2 separate regions of the Homo sapiens genome follow, and region 2 is linked to region 1. A link is a loop called in an ENCODE intact Hi-C map of the cell type or tissue named here. Cell type or tissue: PC-9. All regions are shown on one strand. Each heading gives the region's core, and the rest is flanking DNA. Links, peaks and the distances in the headings are about the cores only.

Evidence for each region. Hi-C counts contacts between places; a loop is a spot of excess contacts. Peaks named below come from ENCODE experiments on the same cell type or tissue, not always from the same donor. Only the 100,000 strongest peaks of a DNase experiment are listed, where the experiment ranks them.
Region 2: a loop joins it to region 1, with 14 times the contacts of the local background. A loop is called at or near these places in 2 of 110 quality-filtered maps.

The regions. Positions count from the first base shown.
Region 1 is chr12:52,794,879-52,805,666 of GRCh38, forward strand. It overlaps KRT3 (keratin 3), which reads right to left and starts at 1,239. Exons shown (of 9, transcript NM_057088.3): 1 at 520-1,239. The coding sequence starts at 1,164. In PC-9, for the core only: no CTCF peak of the experiment used is centred there; DNase peaks (open chromatin) are centred at 4,463 and 6,113; H3K27ac peaks cover 4,327 bases.
Region 2 is chr12:52,667,996-52,677,338 of GRCh38, forward strand. It overlaps KRT1 (keratin 1), which reads right to left. Exons shown (of 9, transcript NM_006121.4): 5 at 9,321-9,343; 6 at 9,064-9,189; 7 at 8,280-8,500; 8 at 7,715-7,749; 9 at 6,741-7,622. The coding sequence ends at 7,198. Among named protein-coding and RNA genes, the nearest start is that of KRT1, 7.7 kb to the right of the region's middle. RefSeq lists an enhancer at 6,905-7,405. In PC-9, for the core only: no CTCF peak of the experiment used is centred there; DNase peaks (open chromatin) are centred at 3,196, 4,566 and 5,476; H3K27ac peaks cover 2,533 bases.

The sequences.
Region 1 (10,788 bases), core at 1,085-9,084:
GTAGGAGTGCAAAGTCACTCATTTCTCTGCGCTCCCTTGGGACTAACTAAGGTTCTTATGCTCTTAATCCCTGCTCCAGGTAATCAGCCTCCTCTGCCTGGCACAGCAATATGAGGGGGAAAGGGCTTCCTGGAAAGCCTCAGAGGGCAGCTTGTATTTGAAAAGCCTCCCATTCTTGGTGGACCCTTCGCTGATGGTGGCTGTGGCCCTTGCCTTGGGCTGCCTGCCCTGCCAGCCTGGGCCTCAATGAGGCAATGACTGGAAACTTCAGCAGGGGTTCCCACAAACAGGATGTGTGGTGCTCAGGTCCAAATAGGGGACTGTTTTCTTTCTACACCTCCCCTCACTTGACCATGTAGACAAACTCCTCAACCCTGGATATCTTCCCAGACCCTAGAGTTCCACCTAACTCCTCACCCTCCAGTCTGGCCTATCCAAGAAACATTTAAACACTGTGTCCCAAAGGTCAAATTCAAAGTCCCCAGCCCAGGAAGGGATGACCAGTCAAAGCTTCATTACCTTGTCAATGAAGGAGGCAAACTTGTTGTTGAGGGTCTTGATCTGTTCCCGCTCCTGGGCCTTTACTTGCCCAATCTGGGGGTCGATCTCCACATTGAGGGGCTGCAGGAGACTCTGGTTGATAGTCACTTCCTGAATTCCCCCAGGAAAGCCCCCAGGGCCAAAGCCACCAGGACTGCCCAAGCTGCCAGGCCCACCAAAGCCACCAGACCCACCAAAGCCACCAGGACCACCAAAGCCACCAGCCCCTCCAAAGCCACCAGCCCCTCCAAAGCCACCAGCTCCACCAAAGCCACCTCCCATTCCTCTGCCACCACCAAAGCCACCACCAAAGCCACCTCCATAGCCGCTCCCAAAGCCACCTCCATAGCCACCTGCAAAGGCACAGCTGCTCCGCCCTCCCCCAAAGCCTCCAGCCCGGGAGCCGCCAGCTGCCACGCTGATGGAGATGCTCTTGTTGCCGCCCAGGTTGTAGAGGCTGCGACTGCCAAAGCCACCTGCTCCGCTCCGGAAGCCATAGGCCCCTCCGCCAGCTCCCCCAGAGTGGGCCACACAGCTCATCCTGCTGCTGCCGGAGACCACAGCAGAGCGGCCGGAGAAACCCTGGCTCCCGCCACCAGATGTCTTGCTGGCTTGTCTGCTCATGGTAAGGAGCTTGGCGAAGAGAAGAGTGTAAGTTAAGCAGGGACACTGAGAGTCAGAGGAAGAGGGATGGGAAATGAAGACCTGTGCAAAATAAATCCCTTTATATACATTTGAGGAGGTTGTTGGGCTCAAACGAAGGAGAGATAATTAATCCCAAATATTCATGGGCTGGGTTTGCCTCCAAGGCAATAAGTTTGTTCCAGGCTACCAAACACACCTTGAAAATAAGCTGAAATGGTAAAAGTGCTAAGGTGGCAGGCTTACCTGGTGAGGGGGTGGTGCCTGGTGTTGCCCCATGTTTGGGCATGGCCTCCTCCTAGCTCTGTCTGACAGGACCCAGGAGGCACGCTCACCTGCATCAGGTGCTCAGCAGCCATCCCTCTGCCTATTAGCTGCACCTGGGCCCTGCAGAGCGGTGCCCAGCTCTGGAGAGGATAGAGTGGAGGAGGTGTGGGGAGGTTCTGCTTCTCTGAGTAGTGGAGACAGTGGAGCCCACTCACAGCTCTGGGAAAGTATCTTAATGGAAGGAGTGATGCAGGTCTCTCCACAATGACTGAGTGCACAGTATGTGCCCAGCTCTACGCTGGCCTTTGGGATGAAGCGCTGACCTCTCCTTCTCCCTTCTTGGAAAAAAGCCCAGAACTATCACAAATCTGCCTCCTGGGTTCTCCCTGTACCCCAAGCTTTAGTTCAGGAGGTAGTGACCTTTTGGTTTATGACTATCTTTGGAGAAAAAGTCAAGTTAACACCTATGTATGTTGAGCAGACACTGGCAAAATCCAACATGCCTAATGTTTGTTTCTCTTTAAAACTTCCCAGAGAAATTATACACTATTACACATCTTGGGGTTTATCTATGGCTTCCTTTCTTGCTCCCCACATTTTGGCCTTTCTCTGGTTTTAGCTTAAGGCCTAGGGAACAAGAAATTCAAATGTCAAGTCAACAACAAATTCAGCAAATATTTACAGACTGCCAAATGTGTGCCAGGCCCTTTGCAAAACTCTGGAGACCCAGTCATGGACAAGACACACAGGGCCCCTGTGGGACCATTTTCTGTTTGAGAGATGTGCTCCTGAGAGTCGCCCATGCCCCCTCACAAACCCCAGAAAGCCAGATCTGGCAGAGCCGGCAGCACTATGGAATATGTCTGACTCCGAAAGCCTGAAACTCTCCCTGTCTGGGGTTGTTCAGAGGCTTATGACTGGGCTTGGTTTGTCCAAAAGAAAGCCATCCTGCACACTCTGGAGCTGGCCAAGTTAGCTGCTTATCTCTCCAGGACAGGCCTTTTTTGTTCTGTCTGCTGCACATTGGGCCCTTCTAAGGGTGTGGTCTGTATGGCCCTGGCAGGAGCCTCCTTAGAATTGGGGGAAAGGATAGAGACTTCTTCAACACCCACTGGGTAGGGCTGGGAGTGGCCCAAGTGCAAAGGAAGTACAATTTTCTTCAGTGGCCTGGTTCTTCCATTTTATCCTTATCTCTCCCATGTGTTACCTGCCAGGCTGTGCAACATCCTAGCTCCTCCCCAGGATAAAACCATAAGCTCTCCAGGAGTTTCCAGTCTTGTTAATATACTGGGTGCCTTGAACCAAAGCACAGTGCTTTGCCAATAGTAAGTGCCATAAAGTTTGGTTTGTTGAAAAAATGAATTAGTCCATCAATTAATTATTAATGACTAATGGTTAAGCCCTTATACTGGATTACAACCAGATAAAACTGGTTGAAAGCTAGTTCAACTCCCATTGCATGAGGTAGCACAAGCTAATTGAGATTATTTCAATGTGAGGAATCCAGACTTCTCAAATTTGGTGTTCAGATTTAGAAAAATTTACATGCAAAATGAGTGTCACCTCCTCAGGGGAAAAAAATGTAGAATCACAGAATCAAGAACTAATCAATCAAGAATCAATCAATTACAGAATCAAGTTGAAGTTGACTGGACATTTGAGGTCACACAATCTGCCCCGTTCATTGCTGGGATCCCCTCTCCAGCATCTCTGACTTATATCCCTAATTTTCTGCAAGTTCTGCCCATGGACTGTGAAGTTAGCCCAGGCCTAGAGTGTGGCCACACAGGCTCCTCTCCTCTTTGCTCCCTCAAAGGCAATGAACCAAACCCAGGGCTAGACCAGATCCTCCCCATGACTAAGCATGACCAAAGCTATTTAAATTCTCTGCATTTCAGCATCATTAACCATAAAAGATGATCAATCATCTCTGACCCTCTAGATCTCACAGGAACATAGCTAGATGAATGAAATATCTGCCAGTGTTTTAAGAAACATATCACAAGGCCAAATGTGGTGGCTCACGCCTGTAACCCCAATACTTTGCAAGGCTGAGGTGGGCAGATTGCTTGAGCCCAGGAGTTTCAGACCAGCCTTGGAAACATGGCAAAACACCATCTCTATGAAAAAAATACAAAGATTAGCCGGGTGTGGTGTCATGTGCCTGTAGACCCAGGTGCTTGGGAGGCTAAGGTCGGAGGATCACTTGATCCTGGGAGGTCAAGGCTGCACTGAGCTATGATTGCACCATGGCACTCCAGCCTGGACAACAGAACAAGACCCTTCTCAACAAAAGAAAAAGAAAAAAGGAAACATATCACAAAAATTAGACCATATTTTTCCTTATAATATCTAAGAGAGCAGGATGGAGGACCTGCCTTTATGCCAGACAGAAATGAGGCTGCTGCTTGGTCTGGTGTGGGGTCTAGAGTCCAGGGCAATGAGTCTCTAGGAATTCCTAAACCCATAGTGATTCAGGGTACTTAGTGCCCCAATGGGGGGAGATCTTAGTCATTGCCAGAGCCCACTGATTCTGAGCCATGCTTGTCATTCCTTTAGAGGGAATTATCTTGGAGAAGAATCTTTGAGAAGCAACATCACAACCACTGCTGTCATCAGCTAGTCCTGGGTCGGGGACCTCCCCAGCAGATGGTGGAAGAAAAAGGAAGAAGGGCATAATCTATACTTACTCTTGGGGTTGGGATAGCAGAGAAGACATGGCTTGACCTTTGAGAGGACAGGGAGCAAAACAAAGATTGGGGAATACATTCGTGGGACTAGATTGTCAATTCTGATCAGAGCTGTGAGTGAAGGAAGTGGTGGAAGGGGAGGAGATAATCAGTGAGTTGAAATTCTTATTGGTTGGGCCCATCCCTCTAAACTTGTAGGGCCTAATAAACACTTTGAGAAAACAGAGTTGGTTTACAGTCATCCCCAACACTTGAATTATCTGAAGTTTATTAACTAAGCGCCCTAAGTGTTTACTCCCTGGAGAAAAGAGTGAGTCACTGGATTGCAATGTGTAAAATCGAGACTCATAGGGTGCTACGGCCAGGAGGCTCTCCAGTCCACTCCTCTACCTCGAGGCAGAATTCACCTGGCCACTCCTACTCTTCAGGATCCCCATGGAAGGCGATTCATCAAATCTCCTAACTTGCCCAGGCCAGCAAGACCCCACCCTGACCCAAGGAAGGTCTTCAAGGATCTAGCTTTCGTGCCTTCCACTCCATTTCATGGGAGCCTAACTCCTCTTAAAGGATCAGTGAAGTTGTGGTCAGCAGCAGGAGGCCCAGTCACCTGTCCGTCATGGCATGGCACCCATACCTCTCTGCTTGTGAAGGCCCCTTTTAACACACAAAAAATTACATTGACCTTCACACATGTCAGAACTCATACTTCCAGTATCCTTTGAGAATATACATTTTTTACTATGAATTTAGCAACACTTTTAAATAAAAGTGCAGTTCATAGTCATATACATTTGAAAGTGGTAATACATATACATAAAAAGACACATTATTCACTCAGTCGAGAGACACTTGCATCCATGTGCATTCTCAGAATCCTTGCAGTCCTGACACAACAGCAACCCTAACTGGGGCCTCTCAGCCTCAGGTCTCAAGGTCCTGCCCCTTCCACGGCTGGACACCTGCCCCCAGCTGAGATTCCCCACTGAGCACTGTTACCACCTGTCTTCCCTGCCTTTGTGTCCATCAGCCTGTGGCCCTGGCAGGCCTTCAGCAGATGGGAACTGAGTTGCGATGAATTTGCTCTTGCCTGGCCTTCCATAGTAAAACACACACACTCCCCTGGTTTCTGTATCACAACCCTTCCAATATTAGAAAATACTGTGGAATTCACAGACACCAACCTCCCAGTTAGATAGACCCAGTTGTTTCTCCCAGTCCTCAGTACAGATGGTTTCCGGGAATCTTCTCTGCACCCACTTTAATATGTTAATGGACCTCTTAAAACTACAGTGCCTTGCTAAGATAGGATACTTAAGGTGGCTTCATGTGCACCAGAACTAATAAGAAGCCCCTTCCTGTCTGTGATGGGGGCACTGTGCTTCTTTCAATGCAAGCTAAGATTCTGTTCCCTTCTTTAGCTCTTGACTTCCATCAATCCTGCCTGGGGAGGAGGAATGGTAAGGCATGGGTTTGTTGGTGGTGGGGGCAGGGGGTTGTTTTTGTTTTTTTGTTTTTGTTTTGAGAGAGAGAGAGAGAGCCCCTCACTCTGTTGCTGAGGCTGGAGTGCAGTGGTGCAATCTCAGCTCACTGCAACCTCAACCTCCCAGGCTCAAGCCATCCTCCCACCTCAGCCTCCCAAGTAGCTGGGACACTGGCATGCACCACCATGCCCAGCTAACACTTTTTTTATTTTTTTTGTAGAGACAGAGTCTCTCTATGTAACCCAGGTTGGTCTTGAACTCCTAGGCTCAAGCAATCCGCCCACTTCAGCCTCCCAAAGTGCTGGGATTATAAACATGGGCCACCATGCCAGCCAGCTTCCTAGTTTTAAATAACTCACTTCCTTGTCCTGCTGTAAGAATAAACTGAAGGGACAGCATTCACAAAGCACTTACAGAGAAAATAAACATAACAGTAAAAATGAAAAAAAAAAAAGGTTTGCCCTGAATAAGCCTCTATTTACATAAGATTCCTCTGCATGGATAAGAGCTGTCCATTTATATTTGTGCTGAATCATGTCTGGCTGGCATGCCTGCTCAAACCAGAGGCTTGTACACAGCAGAAATCACAACCTTGTCCTCGCTGGAGAATTCCCAAGAGATCTTAGGAAGTTATTAAACAGTTGTCTTCAAACAAAAGATAGGCCGGGCGTGGTGGCTCAGGCCTGTAATCCCAGGACTTTGGGAGGCCGAGGCGGGCGGATCACGAGGTCAGGAGACTGAGACCATTCTGGCTAACACGATGAAACCCCATCTCCACTAAAAATACAAAAAATTAGCCAGGAGTGGTGGCGGGCACCTGTAGTCCCAGCTACTCCAGAGGCTGAGGCAGGAGAATGGCTGAATCCAGGAGGCAGAGATGGCAGTGAGCCGAGATTGCGCCACTGCACTCCAGTCTGGGTGACAGTGCGAGAGTCTGTCTCCAAAAAAAAAAAAAAAAAGATAGAAGGGGAGGTGAAAAAAGTCATTAAGTGGTCATTTAACCTGGGAAAGGCATTTAAGAGGAAAAATACATTTATTTCTCAATGCAATGATTTGAAAAGCATGGATCTCTCTCCACTGAGGAATTTGAGGGGATCCAGTTAGACATAAAGCAAAGGGTACAATCATGGTGAAAATAAGGGGACCAGGGGACACTGTAAGTAACCCAAGGGGATTTTTAAAATAGCAATTTATAGCCCCTAGCATATGAAAGATGCTCAATAAATATCAAAGGAATGGATGCCAGCGTGTGGGGTGAGAGACAATTCTGCCAAGAGACAAAGGAATGACAGCAAACCTCTTCATTCCTGGAAACATACCCTCATAGGAAACAAGAGTGGGAAAGGAGGCATGGCCATGGCAAGGCTTAGCATTACAGCTGCGTGGCAGGGGAGGGAGGTGCAGAGTGGTGGTTCCCAGACTGCAATTCAAAGCACATCATGGGCCTCCAGGCCACACCCTGAGAGCAGGTGGCCCAGAGCTATCTCCTCATCCATTTCTGAGCTTAATCTCTCAGACACGCCTTGTTCTGAGCTTGTCTAGTCTTAGAACATAAAGCCCAAACCCCAAACAAATTGGACAATGGGCCAACCCATGCCCTCCACATCCTGGCCTCAACCTTGCTCTCTAGCGTCCTCTCCCACCACTCCCTGCCCTGTCTTGAGTGATGCTAAGCTGCTTTTGGTTTGGTACTGCACTGAGCCACACTTCCCTGTCTTTACTCTGCAATTCTTGCTGCCTAGAGCACCCTGTTCCCCTGCACCCCTCTTGCAAGCTCCAGGTCCACACCCCTTTTACATGGCTGACTTCACAGCTGTCACCTCCTCCAGGGAGACTTCCTTGAATCCCTGGCAAAAGCAAATGATTCTCCCTTAGGCTTCCAGAGTCTCAGTGCTTGCATACACCATTGCTTTTAACATTTTCCTGAAAGTATGGAAAATGTGTATTTAATGTGTCTACACTCCCCACACTCACTCACCATTTTCACATTAAACTCTGCCCTTCTCAAGGGTGAGGACCACGCTGCAATAAGCTTTATATCCTCATGGCCCTACACAGAGTCTGACACAATGTAGGTGCTCAACAATGCTTCTCGAACTGAAGCAACTGCCCCTGCCGTGCTCTTGGGTGGTGGATTCACAGGAGAAGGAGCTACCAGCCCGATGGGAGAAATGCTGCAGCTTCACAGGACACGACACAGAAAAAGGAGTGTGACCAAAATCCAGTATGAGGAGGCCTAAGGGAGACAGAACAGCAGGATATTCCAAAGGGGTGGAGCCACTCCTAGAAGACTTCTAGACGAAAGGACTCCTCTTAGGTATCAGAATCTTGCCCTCTGTAAGAAGAGCACCTGCCCTGTCTCTAGCATCTAGGGCCTGCTTCTTCCTCAAGACCCCACTTCAATACCGCCTCCTGCATGAAGCCTCCTGTGATTGCCAACCCCTCACTCTAGACTAGAAGTAATTTTGCTACCCTCTGGACTGTCATGTCCTTCATTTGTAACTTCCAAAGGCATTCATCTGTCTGTCTGGTTACCAAGTTCTTTATGTGCATGCTTTTATCTAGACATTATCATCTGTATTAAAAGCTCCTTGAAAACAGAGTCTAATTCTTCTTTGTATAATGGGTCCCCATTGCCCAGCACAAACTAGGCACTTGGTAAACATTGTTCAATTAACATTTGTTAAACAGCTACTATATGGCAAGCACAGTGGCCCTGGAATGTCAAGATGAATAAAGTCATGGTTCCTGCCCATAAATAATTTATAGACTAGTGGTTTGTTGAGTAAATGAGTGAATGGCTGGGTGGATGGATGGATGAATAGATGGATGATGGATGGATCATAGATGGATGGATGGATGGATGGATGGATGGACGGATGGATGAGTAGATGGATGAATGGGTGGATGGCAAATGACAGTCCAAACACTTTCTCCAGAAAATGTCTTCCCAGCTTATCTAGCTTCTCACCCACTTTCTCGAATTTTTAAGGATCAAATCCACAACACTCAAAGTAAAAAAACTGCAGATGCAGAACAATCCTACCTTGACCCAAAGCCAAACCAGAAAACCATGGGCAGCAATGAGCCTGAGTCCTGGGGCTCCCACCACCAAGACCCTTCATGGCCACAACTCTACACTCCCAGCCCTCTTAGTGGAATAACGAGATGACTGTTCAGACCCTACCATCAACACGGGAAAAAAAATGGAACAGGTGCTAAAATGGCTTTTTTCCTTTCAGCCTGCTCCCTCCCTTTGTCCCTCGTTGGCCCACTGTTACCATGTCCTGAGGGCCCACAAAGGGGGCACAGCCCCCTCAACTATTTCCCCACGTAGCTGTCTCACTAAACCCTGAACATCCACCCAAGACATGGGAGCAGCCATGCCTTATTCTGAGGTCCTCTGGTCTTAGAACACAAAGCCTGGGCCCCGTCAGCAAGTTAAAACAAAACCCCACAGTGGGACATGAAATAAGCCCCTCTTTGCTATAACCTTCTGGGTTTACTAGCAACGAGGTAGGGAGACTTCAGAAGTATTGGTGAGAACTTTCTGGAACTGAGAGGGCTGAACCCAGAGCGGAGGGTCTTGGTGAGGTGGGAGGGATCTATGCAAACATAGCAGTTGTTCAGGAGTTGACAGGTGCCTGAGCCAAAGTGATGGTGGGGCTGCAGCCAGGGCTGGGAGCCAAGATCTTGGGGAATGGAGTCAGGGCAGATGAGCCAAATAAACCAAGTTAGAGATTTGCCAACCTGCAGTTGGGCTCTTCAGATGTGAAAAGTGATTTCCGTATACTTAGAGGTAAAGGATTTAAAAGAAAAGGGAGAGCATGGGGCCTCCAACGGGGTAAATAATGCAAGCCATGTCTCCCTGTTTCCTAAGCACTAGGAGCTGGCCAGAATCCAATTCGAAGGATCAGAGAGAAGGGTGGTGTCTATTATCTCAGCAGTATATTTACCCCAAATAATCCCCTCTGACTAGCCAGCCAGTTTCAAACATATGAATCAAGGCCAGGATCCACTCTCCTGGACTGTTCTAGAAACAGAGACCAACATGAGGGCTTTTCCTTTTTATGTAAAATAGAAGACTTTTTTTTGAGACAGAGTCTCACTCTGTCGCCAGGCTGGAGTGCAGTGGTGTGATCTCGGCTCACTGCAACCTCTGCTTCCTGGGTTCAAGGGATTCTCCTGCCTCAGCCTCCCGAGTAGCTGGGATTATAGGCGCCTGCCACCACACCAGGCTAATTTTTGTATTTTTAATAGAGACGAGATTTCACCATGTTGGCCAGGATGGTCTCGATCTGTTGACCTCATGATCCGCCCCCCTTGGCCTCCCAAAATGCTGGGATTACAGGTGTGAGCCACCGTGCCCGACCTAAGAGACTTTTTATATAAATAAGAAACGCTGACACACTCACATAGCCATGTGCCTATGAATACAAACACATTTATTCTAAGATGCACATACACGCGTATAATCTACGGCCTGACCTTGCAGTGTAAATCACTGAGTTCAACCAAAGAGATGCTGAGAGGCACGGAGGGCTGCTCAGGCTGGCTGCTCCCACACTCAGGGGGCATGAGAAATGCTTTAACCTGCCCCTTGCCTCTCTGTGAGGCCCAACACAACCTGCAGCCTCCTGGTGGGTGAACCTGAGAAGCTCCACCCCTAGTTCCAACCTTTAACTCCTCCTCACCACTCCCAGAAACTCAAAAAAAAAAAAAAAAAAGAGCCCATCTGCATTTTGCCAGGGGAGGAGTGCAGCCCTTGGAAGAAGCCAAAGCCACCAAATGCAGCTGCAGAGACTTCCTGTTCTGACACATGGGGCTCAATGAGCCCTAAGACAATGGGGATATTAGGGCCAGGCTGATGAAGGACAGAGCCCAGGTTGCTCCTGGCAAAGTCCCCTGCCCAGAGAGCACAAGCCCCTGAGATTAACCCTTTGCTACTCTGTCCCCGCTTTCCCAAAGGCAGAACAACCCTGAGCCTACCTTGGATCTGCACGAGACTCCCATGGGCAAGGACTGGTCTTGGGCAAACGACGTGCCTTTCTGCCTGCACACCATGAGGCCCCATGGACACAGGGCTGGAGGAACTGGAGTCTGAATGAACTCTGCGGCAGTCAAGGGTGGGAGGCACAGTAGGGTGGCCAAGGCAGAGAGTGCATTCT
Region 2 (9,343 bases), core at 1,344-9,343, 130 kb before region 1:
CAGCACAAGGCTCCAGCCCACTGCGGCTCCAAGAGGCAACTTTAGAGACCACGTTTCTGGCCTCTAACTGTAGTCAGACTATTATCCATGCCCCCTTCACCAGGGAAGGGGCCTATAGTGCCACTTCCTCCCCGCCACCTACCCAAATCTGGACCCTATTTCTAGACTCGTCTCAACTTGCAGCTCCTCCACGACTCACATTGACTTCTCCTCCTAGCTGCTGATGGAAATGGGCTGGCCTCTTGGTTTCCAAGACAACATGCTCCCTCACTTCTCTCATCCTCAATGATGGCTCCTTTGGACTCAACTGATTGCCCTTTCATTGTCTAATCTTTAGGCATAATGGTCCCTGGGTTCTGTTATTGATGACCTCCTCTCTTTAAAAAAAAAAAAAAGGAGAGAGAGAATAAGTTACTTTAATGGCAAATAAAACTGAAATTAATGGAGAATTAGTTACACAATTCAGGGGTCCATATAATCTACTCTCAGGTGGAAATATATGCTTTCCACAACGCTTCCCCACAACACACACACACACGCACACACACACACAAACACATATACAAACAAGTACAGTTGAAAATAGGTGCCTATTCTCCCTGGATGCTCTAAAAATGTCCCCAGCCACAAAAATGTCCTAAAGCAGCAATATTGTCTAGAGATCTTTTAGAAATCTGTGGATGCATTTTTTTTGCTTGTCACTGTGACATGGGGAGCTGTTACTGGCATGTAATTACCAGAATCCAAATTATGCTAGGCCTCCTGCCCAGCTTTCGAGTGCGCCATAACGTATAATGGTTGAACCCAGAACCCAACTGTGTATCACATAGAGATGCAGAGTTTCAGCACAGTTTTCAGATACACTGAGTGGTTGAAAAATACAACTACTGTATAAATAGAGAGAAGATCATATTTCTTTTCATCAGAAGCTTATAAGAGTTTTTGTTTGTTTTTTGTTTTTTTGTTTTGTTTTGTTTTTTACCTTTTTGGGAAATTGTGTCATCATTAGCAAAACTACCAGAGTTTTAAAGTTGCCCATAGACGTCCTACATCCACTTGCATTTGTAACTGGTTTAATGCATGGTGATTTTACCTATAGGCACAAATATCTGACTGCTTCATTATGTCTTCCATTGCAGTTCCACCTAAGATCTTACAGGTTGAAATATAGTATGATATTATACCTTTTTTTTCCTTTTCTGTCTCCTTTATACTACAGTGGGGATTTTTTAAAATTCTGTGTTATCACAATATAACTATGCCTTTCTTTCTCTTCCTAACAGTAAAGGGTGTTACTTTAATTTTTGCTATAAGACAAGAGACATGAGACTGATACCTTTAGAACTGCAATTTAAATAAAGAATATTCTTTTCAAAAGAAAGTTTTATCAATATCCATAAAGTCCCTGTTAAAATTTTCACACCAGTTTTTGATAGAACTGGGCAGTTGTGTGAGACTTCCTCATGGTCCCTCCAAGGGACAAACAGAAGGTCCCCATTCCAATGAAGTCTTTCCTGGACTTCCTAAAATTCCAAGAATGCTACAGGCTCCAGCTCAAGACCATCATTTGGAATTCTCTCTCCCAAAGTGCTAGAGAACAGAACAGCCCCTGAGGCCAGTGAAGACTACCCATGGGGAGGAGTTGGGATAGCAGAGTTGAGCTGAGCTAGGATTAGGATCTGAGAGGCAAGGGGTCCAGGGAGAATTGCTGGATTCAGCTGTTCTCCACAGACCTTCAGTGGTTGTCTTAGGCCTGGAGTTGTTGGAGAGAAGGCAGTTAGTGTGTGGGAATGGGAAAAGGTGGGAAGTCTGTTCTTCTCTAGAATTAGATGAATCCCCAAGCTGTGTTAGAGATGTGGCTGTGTAAGAGCCACACAGTTATTGAAAAAAGAAAAAAAAAATTGATCAGTTGTGGAAGGAAGACTGGCTGGCCACTGAATTGATGGCTGCAATGTTGTGGCCATTCAACAAAGAAGCATGGTGCAGAGGGAGCCCCATTGACCAACCTGCTGAAGGTGACATTCTGTCCTTCTAACTGTGCTGCTATGGGGGAGGCACATGGATCTAGACCCAGGGAGAAGAGGTGCCTGCAGGTATCTTAAAGTAAGGACAAAATGCGGGAATTGGTAGGGTGTGGTGGCTCACCCCTGTAATCCTAGCACTTTGAAAGGCTGAGGTGGGTGGATCACCTGAGGTCAGGAGTTCATGACTAGCCTAGCCAACATGGTGAAACCCTGCCTCTACTAAAAATACAAAAATTAGCCAGGCATTGTGGCGGGTGCCTGTAGTCCCAGCTACTTGGAAGGCTCAGGCAGGAGAATCACTTGAACCCAGGAGGCGGAGGTTGCAGTGAGCTGAGATCGCGCCATTGCACTCCAGCCTGGGTGACGAGAGCGAGACTTTGTCTCCAAAAAAAAAAAAAAGAAAAATCCAGGAATTGGGTCACAGGTTGTAATGTATGGACAGAAGCCACAGTCAGATTCCAAAAGGCCTATCTGCTGAAGAATATGCAATTCAAATCCCATCTGGGTGAAGATGATCAAGTCGACTGCAGTGGGAAGGCCAGAGTAGCAAGACATCTGGAAAAGAGAATTAACATATATGTATATTTTTGCCTGAATGTTCATACATACCTTTTGAAGGACACCCAAGAAACTGAGGGGAGTGGTTGCCACAGAGAAAGGGAACTCATGGCAGGGGACAGGAGAACTTTAACCCCACGTTCGCCCTTGTAGATTGCCCTCCTGCTGAGTATTGTTACCAGGATAAGCACCAAGCATCAAACACACACTAGACCACCTAGGGATGGAAGAGTACAATCTAAGGTTCGGGGAGGTCACCAGTAGATCTGGGGATCTCAGTAGCTTTGGTGGATGGCCTCTGAGGAATTCTGACCAGCTTCATGTCTGTTAAACTTTGTCCACTTGAGCAAGTTTCTCCCATTTACTTCCGGTTTTCCTTCCAGGGAGTATCAGTAATTCTTCTGCTCCTTCTTCCTGAGTTATCTGATGATTTATTCTACCCTCCAAATGCTGATGACTCTTTGGTTTACACCTTTAGCCCCATTCATTACAAGGATAAAGCAGATGCACTTGCTACGTAACTCAGCATCTTTCCCCACAAGCCCTCTTGCTAGATTCTTTGTTACTACCCAGACCAGGAATGTGGACTCTCCTCTTTGCCTCACCCAACCGCATCCTCATCCAATCTATCACCAAGTCCTAATGATATAGCAACTAACTATCTCTGTAATGCATATTCTCATTTCTGACCTTCTACTACTTCTAAGGGCTGGAATTAAAGTGCAAGTCCCTATCGTCTTTTGTCTTCACCTTTGCAATAGTCTCTTAAGTCTTCCTGCCTCCAATATGGACCTCTCCAATCTGCCCTGGCTGACTTTTCCAAAACACCAATCTGACCATGACACTCTCCTATTAAGTACTTTTACCAGTTCCTCCTCACCTATGACAGCTGTTTCTGACATAAAATTCCTGAGGGAAAAAGACATTTCCATAAATAGATCTCCCATCAGCAGACCAGATTTCTTAGGGAATACTTGGAAACAAGACAAGCTGTGGTCCATACCCAATTCCTACTCCACTAGCAGTAAGACAACCCCTTTCCCTTCCACTGGACCAGTACATAGTAGGTCTAATAATAGATATGAAAACCCCATCTGAGAACTTGTGACCCAGAAGCCAAAGTCCAGACTCCATAGAATGCCAACAAGGCCCTTCTTGATTGGATCTGGATATCTTTTCCGCATCATTTCTTGTCACTAATTCCATGCTTCTTCAGATGCTTAACTACTTCATGAAATTTCACTCTTCTATGTCCTTATCTATATGATTCCCTCTGCCTTGAAGATCCTCGTCTGCCTGAAAAACTCTGATTCATTCTTTAAAGCCCTGCCAAGCATCACTTTCAATCATCTGTGTTCCTGTATATCTATTTCTGTGTCTTGGATGTATCTCTACCATTGCTACCACCCAGGTCTCTAGGCTCTCTGAAAGCAAGAACCATGTCTCACTCATCATCATCTCCCCAACGCCCAGTTCCTCATACATAGTATTTGTGCAGAAAATGTTTTTTGAACAGAACTGAATCCAGAGTCTTCCTTTATCGTCTTTCTAATGTGGATGCATTTTGGCGTTTGGTCTAACTCAATTTACTTCTTCACTATATACTGACTTACACAGGGTTTTCATTTAATCCTTGTAACCTTACAAGCCTTGGTAAGTTTCCCTGCAAATTGTATTTTTCTCTGTTTCATGACCTTCCCATAAAAACTCGAGTCCAAAGAAGATAAACAGGAGTATCCCCAGTACTGAAATGTGACTAAATAAAGTTGTAACCTAAGAAAGTATGTAGAAAATCTGGGCCAGAGTATAAGAACACATCACTGTTCATTCAGTAGCGTCCCTGGGAAAGAGGTGCTATATCTGTTGACCCCAGAGGTCAGCTCTTCTGTGAAGGAGAGTGAATCATCTCCCTCAAGGCCACCTAACTCTCATTGTTCTAAATCCACAGATCAAGCCAGCTCTTGTCAGTACTTTAGTTTCCCAGATCTCTTGATAACAGGATGGTATTTCAGTCACTGGAAGTATGTGTTTCCCCACAAGCTAATGCTGGACATTCTGGTTGACACATCCTTCATCTCTTGTGTGTTTGGTTCCCATAAATCAGTACTCAGGAGCAGATTCAACTTTGGGTGCACTAACAAATCAATTTCCTGTCCCTGCAGAGCTGTCACTGAGCCACAGTGACCATATCAAGGTACTTCCCTCCATGGAGGCCCTGAGCAGCCAGCTGCCTTTTACTTTTTTGTCACTCCCTTTTTAATTCTTTTAGCTACTCTGTATAACACATTCACAATTCACAAAGGTTTTCACGTTATATTTCTTTTCCTCTTGATGTCTAGAGGAAAATATTCTCATTCCCATTTCTCCTACAAGACAACTTAGGCTCAGGATGGCCAAGTCACATCCAAAGATCCACACATCTTATAAGCTATAGATGCCTTTTCTTTGCCTGCCCTTTAAATAGTACAGTTCCTTGTTCTTTCTACTCTACCATAGTGCCTTTCAAATTCTGACATTAGTCTGAATGGAAATGGACATGGTGGTGTTTCATCCAGCTAAACCCACTGCTGGACTCACTCTGACAGTGACAGCAGGGGAATTTCCATAGGGAAGTGCCCGGAACCATCCCAAAATGGAGCCAGGTGGGATTCCAAAAAACAAAGCACTAAACACCAGGGTGATCAGTGTGCAGTATTTAAAAGGAGGACTAAAGGTTCAGAGTGAAGTGCAGCATTCTCACGGTGGACAGGGACATGAGGGATGTTCTAGCTGGGTATGTCTGCAGTTAAGGAGTCAGGTTATGGAATTTCATAGACGAGTTTAAGGAATTTGGCTCAGGGCGAAGGCTAGTTTCTGTGTGTTTAACAAAAGGGCTATTTCCCAGTGTTTCCCAGCAACAACTAAACAGCTTTGTCAGTGCCTGAGAATGCCCGAGACCCAGCTTTGCTTCAAGCCTGCAAAGGAAAGCATGCAGCTGGCCAAGTGATGGAGTAGACAAGGCACACTGTGTTTCCCGGTCAGGACACAGAAAGACAGCAGGGGACACTGGGGTCCCTACAGAAGGGATAACTGAGAAGGAAGAATAGAGCTCACCTGAGTTGTGTTTGCATAATACATGTGTGATCTATCCTCTCCTTATTCCATTAGCCCTGTGGGACTCTGGAGCTAAGAAGACTTTTCCTAATTGGAAACTAAGGAAATTGATCCTCAGAGAAGTTGACTGCTTTTTTCACGTTCAGAGAACCATTACAAAAATTTTGGTAACTTGCTTCTTTGAGCAAGCATCTACTGAGCTGTATGGAGTCCCACAAGCAATGTTACGTCATCATCATCATCATCATCATCATCACCATTATCATTAAAACTGGCACTTATTTAGTGCTTGCTGTGTGCTCAGCCCTGTGTATTCATCTTATTCAATCCTCACACTATTCCCACAAGGAAGGCATTATCATCCCCAATTTAGACATACTAAAACTGAGGTGCAGAGATGTCTGTAACTTGCACTGTATTACAGAACTAGTAAATGGTGATGGTAAGATTCAAACCCAAGCATATCTGAGTTCAACTGTCCATGCTTCTGGCCACTATGCTATCCTGTTGTACAACTTCACAAGTATGAGCTATGTGTCAACAAGGGAACTTCTTAGATTATGCAGAGCTTTGGGTGGTGGCACAAAAAGAGAAGGGAAATGGAATATCCAACTCTCTATTACCACTCTTAGTTCTTGAACTCCCCAGGCCAAAGTCTGTATTCTGGCTCCAGTAACTGCTGACCCTATATTACTCATGCCCCTCCTTACTGGCTGTTCCACGTGAAGAATTACTTTTTCATGCAATACTTTCCCTTCTTCTCAATGCCACACCTCTTCCTCCCAACCTGCTTGCTCACTGCCCTTTTCAAGAAAGCCTTCTCAAATGAACAAAACCTGTCACCCGGTCTCTCCATTTCTCCATGACATCCCCACCATCTGGGAAAGTGCTTGCTCTCTCTGTGATTCCAGTCTGGTGAAATGTTGCCTGGTTGGCCTCTGCATTTTTCTCATGTTTGTGTGCATGACTTTCCCATATGCCATGTGGCTCTAGTGTCTTCTTTTACCTCACAAAACACCCATCCAGGTTAGACAGTGCCGTAAACAAGGGCGATCGAGACATGGAGAATTTCAAATGCAGTTTATTGCAGCAAAACAAGGAAATGGGGAGTTTAAGACCTCTCCACAAAAGAAAAACAACTTGCTTACACCTTATGTACAAAACCAAAACAGCACAGAGATAAGATGCTAAGGAGCTGTCCACACCCTGGGTCTAACTGGTCCTACTCTGGCTGGCTTAAGGAGGTGCTTTGAAATGTCATGTGGGTGGTGGTCACTGCTGAACTGTTTCTCAGGGAAAGAACAAAGCAGGGTCATAGCCAGGGGACTGAGATTGCCACTGATCTGAAAACTTCATTGGGAAACAGCAGAAAAGAAAGAGCTGGGGGAATAGGATGAGCTAGTGTAACTAACCATAGCTCTTTTCTCCGGTAAGGCTGGGACAAATCGACCTCGGTCTTGCCAAGCATATTTGTTAGTGATGCTGGGGGAGAACTAGAGCTAATGAAACAGAGGGCATCTCTTTATCTGGTTACTCCGGAATAAGTGGTAGAAACAAACTTCACGCTGGAACTGCCACCAGAGGACTTGACACCCCCAGAGCTGGATCCCCGGCCTCCTATGGAGCCTCCAGAGCTCCCGCCGCCAGAGCCCCGGCCGCCAGAGCTGCCGCCGCCGCCGCCTCCAGAGCCACCTCTGTAGCCCCCACTGCTGCTTCCGGAGCCGTAGCTGCCATGGCCGCCGCCGCCACCTCCAGAGCCATAGCTGCCACCTCCGGAGCCGTAGCTGCTACCTCCGGAGCCATAGCTGCCACGGCCGCCGCCGCCGCCACCTCCAGAACCATAGCTACCACCTCCGGAGCCATAGCTGCTACCTCCAGAGCCGTAGCCACCGCCGCCACCTCCTCGGCTGCCACCTCCACTGATGGTGGTGTGGCTTGTGCTCACAGCTGCAAGAGGAAGCTCAGTTATTTTCAACCTCAACTCCGTTTCCAGCCCAACAAAGCCTGCACATGCCCCTGAGAAATCGACTTGTACTTACACACACTCACGTTCGGGGCACATTCTCCAGACATCCTGTAGGAGAAAATAAGAAAATTCCTCAGGACACTCCAGCTTCCCAAACCGCTTCCCCATTCCCCGCTCCACCACCTTGAAGACTTTCCCCATCTGGGTCTTCTCCAATGCACTTAATCTGAAACTTAATCCAATCCCCTCTGGCCTCCCAGACCTGTCATTTTTTCTCAGCAAGAGTACAAACACGGAGAAATTCCCATATAAACGAGACAAGAGCCTTGCAGCCAATGAAGGCCCCCTCTAAAGATGCCGACTTTAGGCCAGCTGCCATCTGAGGCAGCCCAGATAAAGAATAATTTGCTCCACCTCAAAGCTCTTTCTAGATATGTTACAGCCCTAGAAGAAAAAAATAAACAGCTTGGGACTCCAGCTCCCAAAGTAAAACTAGGTCCTTCCTCCTGCTCCGTGTACTTTTCATTTCCCCATACCCAGCACAAGCTGCAATCAGATGGCTGCATCTTCAACAACAATCAGCTTGCAAGGAAGGAAGACCATGAGAAGAGGTTCGACTCCCAGCGTCCCTTCCTCACCTGCTTTCTTCTCCCTCCAGGAGGGTCCTGTAGGTGGCAATCTCCAGATCCAGGGCCAGCTTTGTGTTCATCAGCTCCTGGTAGTCGCGCAGCAGGCGGGCCAGGTCTTCCTTGGCCTGCTGCAGGGCATCCTCCAGGTCATTCAGCTTGTTCTTGGCATCCTTGAGGGCATTCTCGCCACGCTGCTCTGCATCACTGATGGACTGCTGCAAGTTGGAGATCTGAAAAAGAATATGACACCCTCTCATAATATGCATTCCCCACTAGGCCTCCTCATCCCAATTGGTCTCCCCACTCCAGTGAGGCCAATAATGAGTCCAACAGAACCACTTGGCCTTAAGTCATCTCACACCCACCTCCAGATAACACATCACCATGTTGACTTCCTTAAAAGACCTTAGGGATAACTCAACAGCCTCTCTTGGCCCTGAGTCAAGGCTCCTACAACCCTTACAGACTTGACATTCTTCTAAACACCTACTCTAAAACCTCCTGGCTGCCCTTCCTCTCACTCCCCAACTCTTAAGTCCACTTTGGGTCATAGGCTAGATCACTCACATTGACCATCCCATCTTTCTCTACTAGGCCATTCTCACAGATTTCCCTAAAGAGAACCCAGCATGATGGCTGCATTCTGGAAACTAGCATAGTCACAAAAGGAACCAGGGATAATAATGTAGCCTTGGGATGAATTGCAAGATTCAAAACTAGGAAAGCACTCGCCCTTTACCTGAGGGTTACCCCCATTCCATACAGCTGAGTGGTAGAAGGAGAAAGCACATACCTGCTTCTTGACATTGTCGATTTCAGATCTAAGTCTCTGGATCACACGATTCAGCTCAGAAATTTCTATCTTTGAATTTCTCACACTATCCCCATGTCTGCCAGCAGTGATCTGCAGCTCTTCATACTAAAGATGGTAGATAGCGTTTGTTAAATGTAGGCAGAACTCAGCATGGCACAGGCACACATACATGAGATAACACAGGATAGCAAGACAAGCCATTTCAGGGAAACTGGCTAGGCTTTCAGCCCACTCACCTTGCTCTGGTACAAGGACTCGG